Regions from separate parts of the Homo sapiens genome. Here region 1 is linked to region 2. A link is a loop called in an ENCODE intact Hi-C map of the cell type or tissue named here. Cell type or tissue: natural killer cell. All regions are shown on one strand.

The links. Hi-C counts contacts between places; a loop is a spot of excess contacts. Peaks named below come from ENCODE experiments on the same cell type or tissue, not always from the same donor. Only the 100,000 strongest peaks of a DNase experiment are listed, where the experiment ranks them.
Region 1: a loop joins it to region 2, with 5 times the contacts of the local background. A loop is called at or near these places in 3 of 110 quality-filtered maps.

The regions. Positions count from the first base shown.
Region 1 is chrX:130,082,709-130,090,708 of GRCh38, reverse strand. All of the region lies in intron 1 of ELF4 (E74 like ETS transcription factor 4), which reads left to right. Among named protein-coding and RNA genes, the nearest start is that of ELF4, 24 kb to the left of the region's middle. RefSeq lists enhancers at 3,882-4,051, 5,626-5,885, 7,606-7,655. In natural killer cell, no CTCF peak of the experiment used is centred here; DNase peaks (open chromatin) are centred at 3,708, 4,828, 5,608 and 6,598; H3K4me3 peaks cover 3,667 bases; H3K27ac peaks cover 6,785 bases.
Region 2 is chrX:129,777,756-129,785,755 of GRCh38, reverse strand. SASH3 (SAM and SH3 domain containing 3) reads right to left here and starts at 5,807. Exons shown (of 8, transcript NM_018990.4): 1 at 5,602-5,807. The coding sequence starts at 5,658. It overlaps LOC124905215 (a long non-coding RNA gene), which reads left to right and starts at 3,222. Exons shown (of 2, transcript XR_007068328.1): 1 at 3,222-3,293; 2 at 5,477-7,181. RefSeq lists enhancers at 263-352, 3,850-3,899, 4,010-4,189, 5,457-5,516, 5,567-5,646 and 1 more. In natural killer cell, no CTCF peak of the experiment used is centred here; DNase peaks (open chromatin) are centred at 3,745, 4,405, 5,875, 7,004 and 1 weaker place; H3K4me3 peaks cover 6,483 bases; H3K27ac peaks cover 7,591 bases.

The DNA.
Region 1 (8,000 bases), 300 kb before region 2:
GGCTGGGTTTGGCACATGAGCCATAGTTTATGAACCCCTGCTTTGGTCTAAGAAGTAAAGCTAAGGTGTCATGAGGAGGAGGAGAGAGTGTGCCAGGTGGGGAGGAAGCAGGGAAGGCTTTGAAAAGAAGGTGACATTTGCTTCAGATCTTGAAGGACTTGTGGGCATTGGGCTTGCAGAAGTTGAAGAAGGGCCTGTCAGGCCTGGGGGACAGTGTGAACACAGGCACGGAGGTGGAGGTGGGGAAGGCACTGTGGAGGTGGGGAAGGCACTGTGAAGGTTCAATGTGCCCTGCATGTGTGTGGCTTCTTCTTCTTCTTCTTCTTTTTTTTTTTTGAGACAGAGTCTTGCTCTGTCGCCCAGGCTGGAGTGCAGTGGCGTGATCTTGGCTCACTGCAACCTCCATCTCCCGGGTTCAAGCAATTCTCCTGCTTCAGCCTCCTGAGTAGCTGGGACTACAGGAGGGCGCCACCACACCTGGCTAATTTTTGTATTTTTTATTATAGACAAGGCTTCACCATATTGGCCAGGCTGGTCTTGAACTCCTGACCTCATCATCCGCCTGCCTCGGCCTCCCAAAGTGCTAGGATTACAGACGTGAGCCACCACGCCTGGCCCTAATTTTTGTATTTTTAGTAGAGATGGGGTTTCACCATGTTGGCCAGGCTGGTCTTGAACTCCTGACCTCAGGTGATCTGCTTGCCTCGGCCTCCCAAAGTGCTGGGATTACAGGCATGAGTCACCACGTCCAGACAATTTTTTTGTATTTTTTAGTAGAGACAGAGTTTCACCATGTTGGCCAGGCTGATCTCGAACTCCTGACCTCAAGTGACCTGCCCGCCTTGGCCTCCCAGAGTGCTGGGATAACAAGCATGAGCCACCACGCCCAGCCGTGGCTTCATTGTTATTGGCCAGCCCTGAATCTTTGACTGCTGTGTGTTCTTGCCAGAGGAAAGGGTTGCTTTTTTGAGGATGCCAGGAGACAATGAGCAAGGAAGGAGGCAAGGAAGAAGAGTCACTTGGGAGTCACAGTGCAACTAGCTGTGTCACCTTGAGCAAGTCACTTCCTCTCCTATGGTAGCAGAAGTTGGATGATAAGAGGGATGGATGCAATGATCTTTCAGGTCTCTTATAACTTTGATATCCTGGGACTCTGACTCAAGGAGAGGTGTTTTTTTTTTTTTTTTTTTTTTTTTTTTGAGCTGAGGTCTCACTCTTGTTGCCCTGGCTGAAGTGCAGTGGTGCGATCTCAGCTCACTGGGGCCCCCACCTCCCAGGCTCAAGCGATCCTCCCACCTCAGCCTCCTGAGTAGCTGGGACTACAGGCGTGTGCCACCACGTCTGGCTAATTTTTGTATTTTTTTTTTTAGTAGAGACAGGGTTTTGCCATGTTGCCCAGGCTGGTCTCGAACTCCTGAGCTCAAGCAATCCACCTGCCTCGGCCTCCCAAAGTGCTGGGATTACAGGTGTGTACCACCGCACCTGGCCTTCTAACTTGAGGAGAGGTTTTAATCGTGCCGGTGAGAGAGAAGGAGGAACCCCAGGAGCTCTCGATGACTTCTGGAGCCGAGGCTGCCCTCCCTGTCTGGCCAGGCCCTGGTAGGCTGTCTTCCCACCTCATCCTTTCTGGCACCCCTCCCTTCTGTGAAAGGGATGCTGGAGTACTGCTCTTGTGCCTGAAGTACTGTCCTTTGCTTTTGCTGGCCTGGGGATTGGCCAGTGGCAGAAGGGCGCATTTGGGAGGGGCAGCCAGTGCCAAGCAGGCAGCAACCACACCATGGCCCCTGCTGCCCAGGAAAGTTCCAGATCTGAGCAAGGAGGCTTCACGTTAGTTTCTAGGACACACACTGGGCTGGCAGGGACCTTGACAAAGAACACTGTCCCTTCAATAAAAGTTATCTGACTTAATATCCTGTGGGTACCAACATAGATTATCCCAGCTTCTAAAAAACCCACTAATGAATTTAATTAGTCTCTAGTCAGTGTTTGTTTTTTTGAGATGGAGTCTCGCTCTGTCACCCAGGCTGGAGTGCAGTGGCGCGATCTCAGCTTACTGCAACCTCCCCCTCCCAGGTTCAAGCGATTCTCTTGCCTCAGTCTCCCGAATAGCTGGGATTACAGGTGCACGCCGCCACACTCCGGCTAATTTTTGTATTTATAGTAGAGACGGGCTTTTGCTGTGTTGGCCAGGCTGATCTCAAACTCTTGACCTCAGGTGATCCACCCTCCTTGGCCTCCCAAAGTGCTGGGATTATAGGCATGAGCCACCGCACCCGGCAATATCTTTTAACATTCTTAGCGAGAACACCCTGCACATCTTGGGGTCTCTACAGCTACTGTATCTCCCCATAGTCCATCAATTTCTTTACTTTGGGGTGGCTCTGGGATTCACCTCCTGGTTCCAGCTACCCTACCTGGTCTCCCTCCATCTCCTCCACTCACAGACCCACTCTTATTTTATTTATTTATTTATTTTTTTGAGATGGAGTGTTCACTCTTGTCGCCCAGGCTGGAGTGCAGTGGCGCGATCTCAGCTCACTGCAACCTCCGCCTCCTGAGTTCAAGTGATTCTCCTGCCTCAGACCCACTCTTATACCCAGACCAAACTGCCCTTCCTAAAGGGCTGCTTGTTATGCCCCTCCCTTGCTCAAGAATCTACAGTAACTCACAGTCGCTTTCCATATTAAGTTCTCATTCCACAGTTCCAGGGATCCACTTATCCAGCTTCCCAAGCAATGTTCCTCTCTCCCTCTAATCAAACTGGTTTCTTCTCTCTACCATACATTTTATATTTGTTGCTTTTGTCCCCTCAGCCTTCATTTCATCCCGCCACCTCCATTTCCCTTTCTTCCTCTATATCTAGGTAAAGACATGCTAAATGTTTAATGAACTACCACAGCCCCAGAGTAACGAATCAGACCAGGGAATTGGAAAACACACTGGCCAGGCGCGGTGGCTCACGCCTGTAATCCCAGCACTTCGGGAGGCTGAGGCGGGTGGATCACTTGAGGTCAGGATTTCAAGACCAGCCTGGCTAACATGGTGAAACCCCATCTCTATTAAAAATAAAAAAAATAGCCGGGCGTGGTGGCACACACCTATAATCCCAGCTACTCAGGAGGCTGAGGCACACCCTGGAGGCGGAGGTTGCAGTGAGCCGAGATCGCGCCACTGCACTCCAGCCCGGGTGACAGAGTGAGACTCCGTCTCAAAAAATAAAAAAAGAAAAACACGTTTCGGGCTAACAGAGAGCTTTTGCCTACATTAGCTCATTGGCCTTTTGCAACAACCCCTTGAGCTAAATAGGAGATCCCTGTTTTACAAAAGAGGAAAGTGACCTGCCTCAACCCCAAGGCAGAGCTGGGGCTTCTAGCTGGAAAGCCGATGATCTTAGGATCTGCAGGGGCTTCTGGGGGCTCTCCTAGGCTGGAGCTGGCAGACCGTTATACTGGGGTTTAGTGGCTGCCCCACACTTGGGTTTCTCCCTTTTCCTGCAGTGGGTTCTCCCGTCATTGGCTTAGTGCCACTGTCCTGTGCTTCGTGCATGAAGCACTAGAGATGGTGATGTGGTGGCCGCAGGCACTTCCAGGGGGTGCTCTTTTGGCCTTCTCAGAGCAGCTGGGGAAATAGGTTCTCTTTGTCACTAACCCTCCCCCTCCTCTTCCTCCCCTATGGGGCTTCTGTAGTGTAGTGCTCTTTCTTGCCACATAACCACAACCCAAAGTGCTGGGGCGGGGTGAGGACAGGGGATCCAGTGCGCTGCACCAGCCGCAGCAGCCTGCTCCTCCCTCCCTGCCAGGTCCCCAGCCCAGGCAAGGAGTCAGCCCCTTGCCACCCAACAACTGGAACCCTCCAGCCCCACCCTGTGTATTCTGGAGCCAGTGGGGTCCACCGTCTGGAGCTTAATGGGGCCCACAGCCCCTGTTGCTCTCTGGGAGGTCACCTGAAACTCATCATCTGGATGAACGCTTTTTAATTTTCAAAGTGCTTTTCCACTGCCATCTTTATTCACCCGAGACTCCCTGGTGAGCACCTGCTAAGCCTGGATTACTCACAACCCTCACCTGCTCGAAGGATGACAGAAACCACAGCCCAGAAAGATGGCCGACTTTTCCATGGTCACACATCTTGCTAGGATGCAGCCAGAACGCCTCCCTCCTCCTCCCCGGCCCTAGGCAGTCTACACTGTGGGTGGGCTGTGGGTCCCCTGGAGAAAGAGGAAAAAGCATCTCTTTGCCTGGGACCTGCCATCTAATCACTCCTCCTCTGGGACAGATCAAGGCCTGCAAAGAAGGTAGGGGAAGAGGCGAGCTGAGCAGGGTGTGAGAGCGGGGGCTGTAACTGGGGAAGAACCCTGGGCCCACCTCACCATCAGAGTTGGGAGAAACCCTATGCTGGAATCAGGTGGTGACAGAGGAGCAAGGAAGGAAACTGGGTTTCTTGTAAATAAGCACAGAGAAACCCCAACCAACAGAGCTTGCAAAACCTTTCTTTTTTCCCTCCCTCTTCCTGGTTTCATCTCAAATGGAGTGGCTGGTAGAAAGAAAGGAATAGGAGAAAGAGCTGACAAAATAGCGGTGACTAGGGCCCCTTCACTGGGCATTTGCTTAAGTAGGAGGGTTAGCTCACTCATTGGAGTCCAGCCATAACTGGACTGAGGTTTGGGGTTCAAGTCCTGTGGATGGGTGAATTCTGCTCTGTTCAGGACTACAGACTGGATATAGTCCTGACTCTGGCCTTCTGTCTCTTAAATCCACGCCACTGGTCACATGGTACAGCAGGCAGTTCCCTGCTTGATGACTATTCGCCTGAGGACGGGCTGTTTTTCAGTCGAGGGTACAGCTGTTCCTGGGGTAGTTTCCATTTTGCTTGTGGTTGTGGGGGAGGGGTGTTGAGGGAGTGGGAAATGGCATGAAGGAAATTGTCACTTCCTTTCCAGAGAATTCCAGAAAGGTTTCATGGAGGATGAGGTATTTCAGGAGTGAGAGCTGGCTCCAAGGGGACAAGGAACCGGAGAAGGAGAATTGTGCTTTGTGGCCCAGCTGACCATCTGGCCTCCATGTTTCCTGGCATGTGCGAAAATGCCACGGGTGTTACCAGCAATTCTGTGAGAGCCATTGGCTCAGCTGAAAGGGTGTAGATTTAAACTCACTCCACGGAGACTGTGGACGTGGCTTTCACATTGGGGCTATTTCCTGTAAGGGAGGCCCAGATGAGTGGTTGCTGGACACTGCTTGGTATGTTTCAGTGACAGCCCCAGGAAGGGTCTGTGCATCTAAAGGGGGCCGAGTTGTGACACAGGAGCAGCCCAAACCACTTCTATTTTGCTTCGGTTTTGAAATGCAGTCAGAGCCACAGAGGTGTGTATTTGCAGGCCAGGAGGTCGGCGCCTTTGCCTGCACACTCCCTCTTAAGGTCCATACACTCAGAGGGCACCCAGGGGCACATACTTTCTCGCAAAGGCTTTGCTTTTGGCCCAAGTAAGACAGGCGCTGGGAGTCAGAGACCCTGTAGGGCCTCAAAGGGTGTGAAGGGAGTGGAGCTCTTGCCACCCTGCGAGGGGACTGTGACTGGAGCAAGCTGTGAGCTGTGCAAGCATGGGGCAGGGTAGGGGAATTCACCACCAGTTACTAAGGGTTCACAGGCTCCTCAATTCCCCGAGCCAAGTGTCCGTGTGTGCTCCCTGATTTGTCTACTTGCTGGGGAGGCAGCATCCAGGGCTCTAGGCTACTGAAGCTGCGTCCCAGCCAAAGGGCCCACTGGAGAAGGGAGCCCCTGGTGGGGGCCTCCCTGGCCCACAGGGCGCACCTCCTATGATGGTGGCATCTTTGGTTTCGGGTTCCTGGGAGAAGGAGGTTATTTTGAAGGACTGAAGGGGGGGTTCACTCCTCTGCTGGGGAGAGTGAGTGAACATGCAAATGAGCCTCTCTCCACCTCTCACTTTCAAATCCTCAAACATCTCAAGGGGGAGGGGGAAACTTTCTGGACTGGACGGTTAGGGCGGATGGTTTCTCAGCCTTGGCCAAAAGAGTAGGACAGCTACTTCCTCCCCCTCCACCCCTTCAAGACCTTAGCTTCAGGCTCAGGGTAGACGATCACCAGGATGAGCCTCGGGTGCTGGGTATAGCTTCACAATACCTCACAATCCCGAGGCAGCAAAGCCTGCACCCACCAAGTCCTGGATTTTGCTACCTCAATATGTGGACACAGAAAAGAATGCCCTGGGAATCGTCTCTCTTTGATTTCAAACCTCTCTGCATTGGTGACCAAGGATTCCATTCAATGCAGTGCAGGGCCCTGGCTGCCTCCCTCCCCCACCAGCTCCCTGGCACATGGACTTTGGGGGTCTCATCCCCGGGACCCATGGGCCACATATCTAGCTGGGCCTGGCATTCTCTTCCTGAGAACCCCACCCCCATCTTCAGCACAGCCACTTCCAGCCAGCATTAGCTCAGGTTTGTCATTCTCACGAAGGCAGCTGAGGCTGGCCCGGAGGAGGAACTGACAACTGAGCTTGCGGCTTTGCTGGCCAGACCAGGGCAGCCCTTTGACACACAGAGGCTCTCGTGCACACGTCTCCACGCTTGGGACACATGCACACACCCTGCACACACATATACCTACAGTGCGCTTGCACACCCACAACCAACGCAAATAGCGCACCTGGGTAAATGACAATGCAAAAACATACAGAGGTCACCCCAGAAGGTATGCACATTTTGCTCATTCTCGTGTAAGGCAGAGTACGTGACACCTACCCGCATCCACCGTATACAGATAAACGTTGCCCAGAAAACACACCTCACAGATGCTGACTGACCCATACCACCAATCTATCCATCCATCCATCCATCCATCCATCCATCCATCCATCCAGCCATCCATCCAGCCATCCACCCACCCACCCATCCACCCATTCATCCCTTCATTCATTCCACAAACACAAATTGAGTGTCTGTTACATGCCATACATGATGCAAGGTGCTAAGGTTTCATCAATGTCCAACACAGTTGTTGCTGCCCTCAAGGAAGCCCCTGTCTTATGGGGGAGGTAAGGAAGGTACATAAAAGTAGCCCAGGCAGACAGCACCAGCAGTGAACTCGCAAACATGAAATCCTGATCTGGAAAGAAGAGATGAGCAAGCCCGAAGGGAAGGGCTACAGCGAGTGACCTTGGGGGAAGGGACACACACAGGAGTTTCATGTTTAGACAAAGTGGGATTAGGTGAAAGTGATCACCTTTAATTTGATTAGTATGAGAATGTTTCCTGGGGGCAGGCAGAAGGCCTGTGGGAGGGCGGGAGCTGCTGTGGAATGCAAGCCTTGGGGCGCTTAGGCTGGGGGGGCAGGGGGGACAGACCTTCCAAGCATAAATGGCCTTGGGAGGCTTCACAGACCAGTGGAGAATGGGTCGCAGGCAGGGTCTGGTGGGGGTGGGGTGGTGGTGGGAGGAGTGAACCTGGGGCAAGGGCTGCAGTTTCCCAGGCGCCTCCTCCCAGTACTCAGCCTCTCACTCGTCCAAAGGGAAATTCAGACCTGAGAGGTTGAGTTGAGCGACTTCTCCCGACTTTTTGTTGGGGTGGGTGGAAAGGTGTGGGGGTGAGGGTGAGGGTGGGGGTGGGGCAAAGGCACGGCCAGCCCTGTGGGCTAACGGAAAGGAAGTAGGAGAGGCCTGGGTGTCTCCTGTGGGGGAGAGCGGTCATCAGGGAGGTCACCGTGGTCCCCCTCCCTTTCCTCCCCTTTGCCCCTCTCTGAAGTTCCTCATTTCTTTCCGGGCCAGGATAAGGTTTGCCCACCCCGGCACTGCCAAGGGAGTGTCAAGGAGGTGGAGTGCAGTGTGTGGCTTCTGCTATGGTGCATGGACACACCCACACGCACATCCACACACTCAGAACCGAGCCCAGGGGACCAAAGACGTGGCGCCTGGAAGTGGAGAAGCTCCAGTGATGGGGTGGAGGAGCAGAGCTGGCTGGCGAGGAGGGAGGTGGGAGGGCTGGGGC
Region 2 (8,000 bases):
GGCTAAGAGTCGCCCCTGAAACCCTGGGGACTGGTGAGGCTGGAAAGCAAGCAGGAGGGCAGGCATGGGGCCGGAAGTCGGCTTTGTTGGGGAAGAGTAAATTCACTGCCTGCCTGCCCTCTAATTGCAGCTCTTTCCCAAGGCCTTTTCCTGTCATTAATCTGCAGTCTGGGGGCTGGGAGGAAAGGCCTTTGGCTCCCAGACCCTTGTGCGAGGGTCCCTCTGTCTCAGTTTTAGTCCAAAGTGGGAGGAGATAATCACAAAGGACTATAGAGATGGTGCTGGGTCTTGGGCCCAGTTGGCTACTCTCAGCCCAGGGAGATGGAAAGGACAAACACATGTTCTTTGGGTGATCGAGTTTCAGGGCCCTCCAGGGTGGCATTTTGCCAAGCCTACCTCCAACCTCAGGGACAGCCCCAAGTATCTTGACCGCCTTTCAGAGAGAGGTGACCCCCATTCAGGGTTGAGTTGAAATTCTTGAGCCTGGCTGGCTTTTCTGCTGGCTTCCCTTTGGAGTGAGGACTTCCTGGGAGTCGTGCCTGACGGGGGAGGTGGTACCATACACTGTTGGCCCCCTTTTCACTTCATGGCTCAGGGGAATGTGTGGGCCTCTTGGAAAGAGCTACATTTCAAATGTATATTACATTTGAAATATACTAAATATATTGTTGAGTATATATGTATTGTATATTACATTTGAAATATATATTGAAATATATATTGTTGAGTATATATGTATTGTATTGTATATATGTATTGTATTGTATATTACATTTGAAATATACATTGAGTATACTCAACAATATATATTTCAATATATATTTCAAATGTAATATACAATACATTTGAAATGTAGGGCCACCAAAGAGTATATATACACCATATGGTTCCCCCTGTATAATTATAGTTCAAAGCCTGGCAGAACTCACCTATGCTATTGTAAGTCAGGATAGTGGTTACTGTGGGAGAAAGGGGGCATGTAGTGACAGGCAGGGGCATGAGGGAAGCTTTCTCAGAAGTTCAACTCTGGATTTGTGACCTCCGGCAAGTTATCGAACCTCTCTGAAGCCCACTTCACATCAGGGCAAGTGTTCCCATCTTGGTTCTGCCACTGATTGTGTAAACTGGGTATGTTTCTTAACTTCTCTAGGTTTCTGTTTCCTCATTAGTGGAATGAAGACAAAAGCACCGACCTCATCTGGCTGTTGTGAGGATGAAATGAGCGAGTACGCCTACAGTGCTTGGAACATTGTCTGACACGGCAGTCCCTTGTGGAATGTAGGTTTATGCTTACTCTTTCCTACACCCCACCTCCAGCCTCTTACCCTGGGCATTTCCCCACCTGGAATACTCTGCCCTTCTCTCTGTCAGCCGTAGTTTCTCACCCTTCCAATTTAAGTGGAAAACCCGCAAATGCCCATCATCTGTAGAATGGATAAATTAATTGTGGCAGAGTCACACAAAAGAATAGTACCCAGGTAGGAGACAGTACAACTGTTCCCAACAGTATGGATGAGTGTCACAAACATATGGTTGAGTAAAGGGGCTGGCCACCAAAGAGTATATATACACGATATGGTTCCCCCTGTAAGTTCAAAGCCTGGCAGAGCTCACCTGTGCTGTTGGAAGTCAGGATAGCGGTTGCCCTGGGGGAAGGGGGGGGTGTAGTAACTGGCAGGGGCATGAGGGAAGCTTCTAGACTTCTGAGAGTGTTGTTTCTTGATCTAAGTGCTGTCTACATGGGGATGTTCACATTATAGAAACTCATTCGGTGGCGCAATTATGATTTATCCACTTCTCTGTATGGATATTATACTTCTATGGAAAGATTTTTCAATTCCAGCTTAAAAGGCAGCATCCATGCAGAAACCATGCCCTGATCAATCTCTCAGAGGTCCACACTGCCCCAGCCAGCATCCTCTTCCCTTACTTCCTGAGCAAACTTGGCTTTCCCCAGTGGTCTCCTGAGCTACCCCCTCTGCTCCTTCAGGGTATCAGGCATATACTGAGCACCCTGTGAGCTCTAGGCCCTACCTCTGTGTGTGTGAGAATCCAGCAATGAGGGTCTAAACTCCTCCCGCATGCCCGTGTCCTGCCAAGCACTTCCTGTGTGCCAGCTCACTCCAGCCTCATCGCAGCCCCGCATCATATTCGCACCTCGAAGCAGAGGAGACCAAGATGCGAAATGAAGTGCCCTAGGCAGGGTGGCGCAGCTGGTCTTAGGAAGAGCAAGCCTCCAAACCCAGGTCTATGACTCTGGAAACCCAAGTATGTTGCTGTGCTCGTGCTACCTCAGAGCTCATGCTGTTGCCCCGCCCCACCAGTGTAGAAGTTAGCAGTGGATTGAGTGTAGTGGTGATGGCATGCAGGTGGTTTTTGAACAGAGCTCCTAGGAAAGCAGGTGGGAGTGCAGAGGGGGAAGGGCTCTGGCGGGGCTTTGTGGAGGAGGTATATCTGAGCTGGGCCATGCAGGGGAGGCAGGATTTCTCCAGGTGGAGCTCGGAAGGGTTTGAACAAGAATGAAAGTTAGAGACGTTGAGAGCCTGATGATGGGATGGTGGGTGGGGGAGTAGAAAAGGCTATGGAAGGCTCTTGCCCGCCAGGCCAAGGGCATGTATCCTGTGGGCAGTGAGGAGCCACTGAAAATACAAAGTGCATGCTGGCAGGGTGTGGGGGTCATACTAGAGGTGTGCTGTAGGAAGGGAGCCATGGAGAAAGTGGGGATGTGGTAGAGTAGGAGCATCCTTAGGGGAACCAAGTCCAGGAAAAATCCCTCTCCACTTCCTATACCCCAACACTGGCCTTTGGGTGAAATCAGATCAAAGGGCTTGCAGAGCAAGAACTTGAAGGAAGTGAAAGTCTCCAAAGGGCAGCTAAGAGGTCTGTCTCCCAACCCTGGGGCCTCTCCAATCCTTCACGATCCATGGGAGGCGCCATGTCCTAGCCCTACCATTCTAGAGGGCCCGCACCCTCCTCTGCTCTGCTGGCTGGAAGGTCACTCATTCCACAGCTATCTGGGTCTGCCCCACGGAGCTCTCCTGCTGATGGGTTGAATCTTTTATGCTCATCAGACTCTTCTAGCGCCTTTGAGATCAACAAGGGGACAAGAGAGTGGAGAGAGAAGGGGTCAAGATTCTGGAGTCAGACAAATCTTGGCTTGGATCCCTGCTCGGCAGCTTCCCAGCTGTGTGACCTTCAGCAAGTTGCTTCACCTCTGTGAGCCTCAAGTGTCAAATAGGGATAATGACAATATCTGCCCCTACCTCACCAGGTTGTCGTGGGGAGTGAACAAGGTAAGAGATGCACAGCACCGTGCCTGGCATCCCATGAGCTCTCACTCTGTGGTGGCTCTTAGTACTATTAAGTCTTGTGTTCTCTGTGCCAGCACTGGGGGCATGGCTCATTCTTCTTTGCAGTGTCTCCCTATCCCCACCCATGCCTACAGCAGGCACCCCCTTGTGTGGTATGCACGTGCACACTTGTGACAGGGTACTCTCACATCTATTCTTTTGGGTGATCTGTACAACCTCTTGAGGGGGGCAGATTAGGAGTTATCCTCCTTTTCAGAGGCGAGGAAACTGAGGCCCAAAGAAAGTCAATGAGCTGTCCAAGGTCCTACAGCTAGAGCGTGGTAGGATTCCAGCTCAGCTTTCTTGCCCCCTGTCTGGCACATTCTCCATTGGCAGGCCCAAGAGGAGAAGCAGGGGCAGGAGAAAGAGGCCTCTCTTGCCTTTGTGCTTTCCTCTCCACCACGTCATCTCAGCCTCTGAGAAGAAGGGACTAGCAGTGATTCAGCCAGCCCGCTGCCTCTGGGCCTGGGGAAGATGCTCTGTACCTTCTGGAAGCTTGGCTTCTGGGGGACATTTCCATAGTCTGGGGCTAGCAGAGTGTGTGGAGGCAAGCTCATCCCAGCTCTGGAGGCTGGCACCGGCTCTGGCAGGGGTTGGGGTGGGGTTTGCCTGGACTACTCTCCCCGAAAGGACCCCTTCTCCTGGGAGAGACCTGGGGAAATCCCAGGGGCCCACTTGCCTGCCGAACACAGAATCTGGGTAATTGAAGCTGGGAAAGAAAAAGGGGACTTCTGGCTTCTGTGTGCCCCTAGGTACGTCTTCCTGATGTGGCACAGGGTCCCAGTGTCAAAGTGTCAGCTCTTTCTCACACTTTCCTCCAGCTCAGCGCCCCTGTGGTTTGAGGCCTAGCAGTGTCTATAGAGCAATCTCTGTTTCCCACCCCCACCAGCCAGAGAGCAAGGGGAAGTGGCCCTGCTCTCTTAGGAGTGGCAGCCAATGGCAGTCCTGCTGGGCCTAGCACCCTGCAGGGTTTGGACGGGGATGACAGAGCCCGTGTGAAGATTCATGAACCTCCCCCCTCCCCCGCCCACCACCACTGCAACCTTAGAGAAGCAGCTGGGGTGGGGAGAATACAGCCGGAAGTGGCAGCCACCCCAGGACCTGAGAGCTGGGGCAGGATGCACACCCCACTGCCCCGAGTCTCAGTCTTTCAGCTGCCTTGGCCTCCATCTCTGAGCTACTCCCCTGACAAGGGGGATCCACCATAGGGCACCTGGGCTGAGTTCCAGGGAAAATTGGCGGGGGATAGCCTGGGCCTCTTGGACCTAGTTCAGGCCTGCTTTGGGACTGTCCTAGCATCCCATTGGATGTGTAGGATATACTTGCTGATTGTCTGGGAGAATCCTTCAATTGAATTAAAGAATTAGGTCTAGAAATCCTCAAACCCAACCAAAGAAATCTGGAAATCCTCAAATTCAACCACAAAATCCTAGATCTGGCACAGCCTTCAAGGATTCTTCCAGTCCGGTCTCTGCCCCAGGGGGATGAACACCTCAGCCATCCATGACAGCTGTTTTTCCTCCTGGCCTTTAAAATCCTCCCTCCTCAGCCTTCACTCCTACTCACCACCTCAACTTAATTTCTCATTCCCCACCCAGGAAGAACCTGTATGCCCCCTGCATCCCACTGCACTTCCGGATGCCTTTTCCCCCAAGACTGGAATGGCCTCAGGCCCCCATCTCCAGGTTGGCTCCATCTCGGGTAGGGCCTGGGAGCTACCACAGAGCTGAGCCAAGTGGGCAGGGTCTGGGCCATGGCCAAAGTGGAGGAGGGGGTGGCAGTCCTGTGAGCATCATGGCTCCAAGCTGGGCAGCCCAGCAGGGCCCTTTGAGTGAGATGGCTCCTGAGAGGCCGTGGCCGGGGCAGAAGTGGCAGCAGGACCAGCGTAGAGGAGAGATAGTTAAGTACAAGCTTAGGGTTCAGCTTAAGCATTGTATTTTGTTATTCTCAAATTCTAGTCTAAGATTCTGGCCCCTAATTTTAGATCTTTTTTCCCATTCTTCTAGGGTTGAATTGCATGACTCTAGATTTCTAAGGATCTATTCTGTAACTCTGTTGCTCCAGAATTTTAAACATCTCTTCTGTACTTCTGTTAACCTTTGGGTCCCTGTCCCGTTGCCTTCTAGGTGAGTGGCCCTCACCTACAGACTCAACATATGGCCTTTGGCTCTTCCCACTTCCAAGAGTCTTGGAAGGGATGGGTCGAGCAAGCAGAGGAAAGGAAGATGTGAGTTCCCAAAATGCTCCTCACCTTTTTCTTCTGAGTGGGCTCCTTCTCACTGGCATTGGAGGGCTTGCGGCGCAGCATGGTCCTCCACCCTGGGAGACTCCGTCCCTGCTCTCCTAGGTGTCAAGATGCAGAGGCCTCTTGCTTAGCCTCACCAGAACTGCCCGGGGGCACGGCATGAACCGAGCCTTCAGCTGCCACTCTGACTGCTGCAGTGGCAGCTTGGGGGTGCGGGCCATGGACACCCGGCAGCAGCAGCATACAGGAAGCCCTGCCACGTGACCTACTCTTACAGCAATCGCAGCCCCTGCCGGCCCCTAGGGAGGAAGGAAGTCCAAGCTTCAGTCTCCAGAGATTCTGATGCAGACGGCTCTTGGGTTGAACAGTCAGAGAAAGTCCCTACCTTGTTGTCTCATGTCGATCATCATCAGTCCTTCTGCTCCATCTTCCTAGAGGTGGACAATCAGCTCGACATTATATGGCGTACCCAAGCCCTTTATCTCACTGACCAGAATCCAGAAACCAGAAGTTGGACCATCTGGCTGCCTGTTGGATCAATGCTCCCGGTCAACTCACGTCTTCAAGGTCGTCACTGCCATCACTACCACTACCATCACCCCTGTGACCATCACCACTGCTACCATCACTCCTATCAATAGCCATCACCATACAGCCATCACCCCTACAGCCATCAGGCCTGCAGCCATCCCCGCTGCCATCAGCACACCTATAGCCATTGTCACTATGGTAATCACCTCTACAGTTGACATCCTTCAGCCATCACCTCTACAGTCATCACCATTGCTGCTATCACCCTTCCAGCCATCATCCTTACAGCTGTCACCCTTCTGGACATTACAGCCAACCGCACTCATGACCCTCTCACCCCTATAACCATCGTCCCTACAGTCATCTCTCCTACAACCATCATCACATCCGTGCAGCCATCAGCCCTGCAGCCATCACTCCTACAGCCATCAGTACACCTAAAGCCATCATCACTAGAGCAGTCACCCCTCCAGTCAGTACCCCTCAGCCATCATGAGTATATTTATCACCACCACAGCTGAAAAGCACTTACAGCCAACTCCACACCTCTAGCAAGTATCCAACAGGCATTTATCAAACACCTATGCAGTATATTCAATTTGTGGGTTGTCTGTGGCAGATTTTAATAACTTTAATAACTTCTTGGTATTACAAAAGCAACTTGTATTTGTCATACAATTTCACAAACACATAAACAAAAAAAATTTCAAAATTTCCCATCATTGTCCTCTACACTGTTTTAAGCATCTATCTACTCTCTGTCTATAAACATTTTTTTTCTTTTTACAAAAATCATACTGCTCAGAAAACAGATAATTGGTTTGGGGAGAAGGGGAGGGGAGAGAAGGGAAGGGAGACATCACACAGGGTAACAGGAAGCTTTTAGGAGTGATGAATATGTTCACTATCTTGACTGTGGTGATGATTTCATGGGGGAATACACATGTCAAAACGTATCAAATTGTATACTTCAAATATGTGCAGTTTATTGTAGCTCCATTATACCTCAATAAAGCTGTTTAAAATTTTTTAATTAAAAAAGGTCATAATTCACACTATTGGTGTCTGCTTTTCACACTAAACACAGTATCTTTTTTGTTTTTTTTTCGAGATGGAGTCTCTCACTCTGTCTCCCAGGCTGGAGTGCAGTGGCGTGATCTCGGCTCACTGCAACCTCCACCTCCTGAGTTCAAGCAATTCTTGTGCCTCTGCCTCCCAAGTAGCTGGGACTATAGGTGCGTACCACCACCCTGGTTAATTTTTGTATTTTTTGTAGAGACAGGGTTTCACCATGTTGCCCAGGCTGGTCTTGAACTCCTGGTCTCAAGTGACCTCTTTGCCTCATCCTCCCAAAGTGCTGGGATTACAGGCGTGAGCCACTACGTCCAGCTGAACACAGTATCAAGATTGTCTCATGCTATGAAATAGTCTTCAACTACGTAATTTATAACGGCTGTGGAACATCCCATTGTGTGGATGTGCCGTGCTTATTTCACCAAGCCCTTGCTGATGAACTTGGGTTGGCTTAAATTTTTAAATTATTCATTGAACATACTTATGGTAAATATTCACATCCATAGTTTTTTTTCTGTAGGGGAAATATCCAGAAGAGGAATTGCTGGGGTCAAAGGTATGCACATTTTTAAGGCTTTCAATTCTGTGGTACTTGTGAAATACTAGGCTTGTCCACCCCTGTTCCCAAGATGTTCTCGTGACTTCCTCTCCGATTCTGCTTTATGCCCTCTGACCATCCAACCTTCAGGGTGAGCTCAGGGAAGATAAGATCTTTCTTCCCTAAGCTGAAACCATACATTCTTTGGCCTACTCAGTCGGCCAGGCAGACTCATGAAAAGATTCCACACCCCAGATCTCCT